Regions from separate parts of the Homo sapiens genome. Here region 1 is linked to region 2. Evidence: chromatin loops called from intact Hi-C (ENCODE). Cell type or tissue: thyroid gland. All regions are shown on one strand. Links, peaks and the distances in the headings refer to the core of each region. The heading gives the core; the rest is flanking DNA. Region 1 overlaps MYOF (myoferlin). Region 2 has its middle 4.4 kb from the start of MYOF.

What was found. Hi-C counts contacts between places; a loop is a spot of excess contacts. Peaks named below come from ENCODE experiments on the same cell type or tissue, not always from the same donor. Only the 100,000 strongest peaks of a DNase experiment are listed, where the experiment ranks them.
Region 1: a loop joins it to region 2, with 7 times the contacts of the local background. A loop is called at or near these places in 110 of 110 quality-filtered maps.

What each region holds. Positions count from the first base shown.
Region 1 is chr10:93,375,237-93,378,158 of GRCh38, reverse strand. It overlaps MYOF (myoferlin), which reads left to right. Exons shown (of 54, transcript NM_013451.4): 22 at 730-836. Among named protein-coding and RNA genes, the nearest start is that of MYOF, 110 kb to the left of the region's middle. In thyroid gland, for the core only: a CTCF peak has its summit at 1,602 (motif pointing left); a DNase peak (open chromatin) is centred at 1,068; H3K27ac peaks cover 1,659 bases.
Region 2 is chr10:93,485,256-93,488,177 of GRCh38, reverse strand. No RefSeq gene overlaps it. Among named protein-coding and RNA genes, the nearest start is that of MYOF, 4.4 kb to the right of the region's middle. In thyroid gland, for the core only: no CTCF peak of the experiment used is centred there; no DNase peak of the experiment used is centred there.

The DNA.
Region 1 (2,922 bases), core at 266-2,765, 110 kb after region 2:
ATATGTTTTGAGCTTATCTTGTACTTTCTCTGCCCCAGTCCGTAAATCGCTATTTCTCCAAGCAGCTTTTTCCTTTGAGTGGGGAATAGCATTTTAGAAACAAAATCTGGGTATACAGTGCTCACTACTACTGAAATATCATTGCTTCTAGGCCTTCTCAGCAAACGAATTTGCACAGACACATGTATGTCTATTTATTTCTATATCTATCAATATATTAAAAGCTATGACTTCATAAAGATACTTCCAATTCCAGTCCAATACCACAAGGTTTATCCTAGTCCTCTGTATTTCTATGTCTCTAACTTTCTTCTCCAACAGTGAGAAATCTGGCCTTTGTTATCCTCAATATATTTACTCCTTGGTTCAATCCTAAAATCTGTAGATAAACCACTGTGAAAAATAAGCCTACTAATTAGAGTTCAATATGTTTATGGGTTTTTTTTTTCTGCCTTTTAACAAAGTGTACATAGTCAAAATACTGTGTTCCAAAAGTTACTTGGGTTAGTTTAGTGTAATTATGTTATTCATCTGAAATGTAATTAGATCTGTTTTATTTCTGGTTATATTCCACTTTAGGGTTCCCTCTCCTATCTTTGCTGGTTTCATTTTATTTGTTTTTTGAATATACAAAAATATTTACATGATTTCACAGGTTAAACTATATGAAAAGGTATAATGGCATAATGAACAATTATCAATTATTTCCTCTCTTTTCAAATTCTTCAGCAAACAAATATAGAAGCTCTAAAATCAGGGATACAAGGTAAAATTCCTGCAAACCAGCTGGCTGAATTGTGGCTGAAGCTGATAGATGAAGTTATAGAAGACACGAGGTACAGTGATCTTACGCCTATCTCAGAATTTTCATCCAGGCGCTCCTCCCTGAAATTCTAAGACTGTAAATCCTGTGGAATTGTTTCTAGTGTTTGTCTAAGAAGTGATTTTGAATTATTCAAACTTCGTAAAAAGTCCTCACTGGGAGGAGTGCCTGAATCACCACCAGGAAAAGCTCCACTTTCTGATTTGGTGCCAGTTCTCAAGTAGCCTAGGGAGGCTGAGGCCCCACTCCCAGAAGCACGTCCCAGGCAGCCTCAGGCAAGGGATGGGGAGCGGAGAAAGAAGCAAGCCTGAGCCTCTGCTTCTCATCAACCCAAGAATGACCCCCACCCTGGAGAAGGGTGACTTCTGGCTCCTACGGAGAATGGGATCTGGGAGTGGAGCATTGATTTTACCATTCAGAACAATATCTCTAATTCATAAACATATTTTTAGAAACAGCCCTTTTACTTGCTCTTTTACTGAATGCCTGATGAACACTGTGGCCAAGCCTCTGTTAGGCAAAACCAGTAGATTTGACTTGAACCAGCGGACCTTTCATAACTGATTCGGGGAAACAGCTCAGATCTTTTAGCATATGGAAATCAAAGGGGGAAGTGATTCGTTCCAAACTCATTTTAAATATTGGTTAATAAAGCAGTGGACAGGGAAGTTCCGAAAGAAAAGCATATTGAATGCTTTCCACAAGCAAAAAGGCCTTTATTCCCCACACTGGGCTAACACCCTAAGTCACCCTGTCTTCTTGTGCCTCCTAGTGGTAAAGCCAGGTAATTGAAACGCAACCAAAATCAAAGTACTGCTGGGGTGCTTGTTTAAGTTCTGAATGTTAGAGCTGGGTCCTAAGGGATCATGTCCTTCAGTCTCCTTATCTTGTAAATGAGAAAACAGAGGCCCAAAGAGGAGAAATGACATATCTGATGCCCAGAGCTGGGTTTGCCAACTCAGCCCCTCTTCCTGCCATGTATTTCACAGTAGACATCTATTTGTTCAAGGCCCCAAGTGTGACTTTTGAACTAACAGCTTCCAGATATCTTTTTGCCTCAAAGTCTCACTCTGGGGAATTAACCCTTCAAATACAATGCCGTAGTTATTTATGAAACCAAACAGAAACATTTGGTAATAACTTTCATGGAGAAATTGTCTGTGAATTTTAAGATTTGCAGAGCAAACCACAGTCATCTATTTATACTTCTGATATGAGCTGTTTTTGAGGAATCAAATTGGAATCTTTCTAAACTTTATGTAACAGGAAATTCAGTGTCTAAGGGAAGTTGTGCTAGGATTTTCTTCATTGAAGAAGCTAGGTGAAATTCAAGTGAGTGGAAATTCTAGGTAAGGACACTGTGAATCAGAGCTTCGTGAACCTGGTGGAAATCCTCACCCTGTGTCCCACCAGATGCCATGGTGGGAGGCAAGGCCTGGCAGCAGAAGGCTAATTCTGGCTCTAGCTCAGCCATTCTCAGGAACCCTTGGGGGTCTCATCACAACACATCCAAGTTCTCATATTGAATGGAGATTTGGCCTACATGGTTGGTTCATAAATCTTTCTGGAGTTCATGGGCCCCTTTGAGAATCTGATGAGATGATGGTGATAATAAAGATGACAACGAGATGATGATGAGGATGGCAACATTGTTTAGACGTTGCTATGCAACTATTCTAAATCCTTTCCATACAGCAACTCATTTCCTTCTCACAACAGCCCTAAAAAGCATGTCCCACATTTGAAAATAGGAGGACAAGGAAGTAAGTGACTGGTCAAGACAATAGAACTAGTAAAGAATGGAGCCACGATTAGTACCCAGGTTGTTGGCTCCAAAGCCTATGTTCATCATTACATCACACTACGTGTTGACACAGATAGACACAGTTTTCTTTATAAGTTCCAGAGTTTCACAGACCTTCGAGACCCACCCATAGATTGCTTAAAGGCCCAGGATTCCCTAAGTTAAGTATGCTTCAGCTAAATGGTCTCTAGCCTCCCTTCTTCTTCCATCATTTTGTGGTTCTGTAAAATGATTCTAGGAAGCAAAAGAAGGGAAAGCCAGTTTCTCTCAGCTGCCACTGTTTCCATCTTCTTTC
Region 2 (2,922 bases), core at 218-2,717:
GATGCCTGATGCTGGAAAGTGAAAAATAGAAGAAAGCATGTTACTTGGAGATATGGATATAAACACCAAAATAATCAGATGAAAGAGCTGAAAGTTAGGGCCTCTGGAAATGGAAATGCTGTCAGGAAATGCTAGAGGTAAGGAGAGGTGAACTTCTAATTTTATAATAAGCCTGGTAGAGTTTACTTATTTATTTTGAGACAGGGTCCCACTGTCTCCCAGACTGGAGTGCAGTGGCAAAATTATAGCTCACTGCTCCCAGGCCTAGGTGATCCTCCCACTGCAGCCTCCCAAGTAGCTGGGACTACAGGCACACGCCACCACGCCCAGCTAATTTTTGATTTTTAGTAGAGATGGGGTCTTGCCATGTTGCCCAGGCTGGTTTCAAACTCCTGGGCTCAAGCAACCCTCCCACCCCAGCCTCCCAAAATTCTGGGATTACAGTCGCGAGCCACTGCACCAGCCTCTGATAGGATTTCTTGAATCTTTAAAATAAATACAGGTATGAATTTTGTGAAAGAACAACAAACATATCAGAAGAAATAATTCCAAGTTCACAAGCTTTTCCAAAGAATTAAAAAAGAGGCAACAGCACACCCCACCCCATTTTATGATGCTAGCATGACCTCCACACCAAAGCTGACCAGGACAAAATGAGGACGGGCAATTGCAAGTCAGTCTTATTCATAAATATACATGCAAAAGTCATAAATAGTATATAAACATATTTGCAATCTAAATTTAGCAATAGGAAAGTATAAGATATGACAACCAAGTTGAGTTTATCTCAGGAATGCAAAGTTAGTTTAATATTAGAAAATAAATGTAATTGGCAGGGCGTGGTGGTTCACACCTGTAATCCCAGCACTTTGGGAGGCCGAGATGGGTGGATCACTTGAGGTCAGGAGTTTGAGACCAGCCTGGCCAACATAGTGAAACCCTGTCTCTACTAAAAATACAAAATTAACTGGGTGTTGGTGTGCACCTGTAATCCCAGGTACTTGGGAGGCTGAGGCAGGATAATTGCTTGAACCCAGGAAGGGGAGGTTGCAGTGAGCTGAGATCATGCCACTGCACTCCAACCTGGGCAATAGAGCGAGATTCTGTCTCAAAATAAAATAAAATAAATGTAATTCACCACATTAAACATAAAATTCATATGATCATTTCAATAAAGTGAAACCATCTGATAAAATCCGACTTTATGTCTTATAAAAAGCCTTAAAACTGGGCATTTAAAAGTAGCTAAGCACTTGCCTGTAGTCTCAGCTACTTAGGAGGTGGAGGCGAGAGGATTGCTTGAGGCCAGGGGTTCAAGGCTGTAGTGCACTATGATTGTGCCTGTGAATAATCACTGCATTCCAGCCAGAAGGACATAACAAGACTCCATCTCAAAAAAAAAAAAAAAAAAACCAAAAAAAAAAACCTCAAAGTTTTAGCAACCTAGGAATAAAGAGAACTCCTTTAATCTTAAAAGGGCTAATTATGAGAAACCTACAGCAAACATCATACTTTATGGTGAAGTATGGAAATCTTTCCCTTTGAAATACAGAAAAAGATAAGGATGTCTGTTATTACCACCCCTAGTCAATATTATAATGAAAGGTCTAATCAACATAGAAATAAATGGGAAAATAAAGTAAGCACAAAGATTGAAAAGGAAGAAACACCCCAGGCGTTATTTGCAGATTCTATAATTGTAATGGTAGAAAATCCATGAGAATTTACTGCTGATTACACTCTCACCAGCGGTGTATGAGACTTCCCGTTGTTCCACATTCTTGTCAAGCTTGGCAATGTTAGATTTTTACATATTTTCCCATCTGGTGAGTATATAATAATAACTCATTGGAGTTTTAATTTGCACTTTTCTAATTACCAATGAGGTTGAGTACCTTTTCATATTTACATTTCCTAATTTATGAAGTGCCTATTCAAATCTTTTACCTATTTTTCCATTGAGTTCTATGTGTTTGTCTTACTAATTTGCTGGAGCTGTTTATGTACTCTGAATACTAGTCCTTTGTAGGTTGTGATTTTAATATAATTGAATTTATCAATATTTCCTTTATGATTTGTACATTTTTTCATATTAAGAAATCCTTTCCTATCCTGGGGTCATATAGATATTCTTCTATGGCTTTTTTTGTTGTTTGATTTTTTTCTTTACTTATTTGTTTTAGAGAGGAGGTCTTGCCATGTTGTCTAGGCTGGATTTCTATTTCTGGCCTCAAGTGATCCTCTTGCCTCAGCTTCCCAAGTAGCTGGGACTACAGGTGTGAGCTGCTGCCACCACCTGGTTAGATTTTTTTTTTTTTTTTTTTAGAGACAGGGTCTCACTCTGTTACCCAGGTTGGAGTATAGTGGCACAATCATGGCTCACTGCCACCAGGACTTCCCAGGCTCAAGTGGTTGTCCCACCTCAGCCTTTCAAGTAGCTGGGACCACAGGTGCATGCCACCACACTCGATTAATTTAAAAAATTTTTTTTAGAGGCAGGGTCTCACTATGTTGCCCAGGCTGGTCTCAGACTCACCTCAGCCTCCCCAAAGTGTTGAGATTACAGGTATGAACCACTGTGTCTGGGCTGAAACATGTTTTATCTTGCTTATTTAGATTTATACTCCACCTGTAATTGATTATGTATTATGTAAGGTTGGAAGTCATTTGTCTTTTTCTCCCACATGAATAGGTAAAAGGCAAATTAAAACTCCAGTGAGATGCTATTATATGCTCACCAGAAGGGCAAATGTAAAAAATCTAACATTGGTTAAGTATGACAAAAATTTAGAACAACAGGAAGTCTCATACACTGCTGGCAAGAGTACCATTGTGGAATATAATTTGGAATTACCTTGTAAAGGTGAAGAAATGCATACATTCTCTGGCCCAGCAAGCAATTCCACCCATAGATTAGACTCT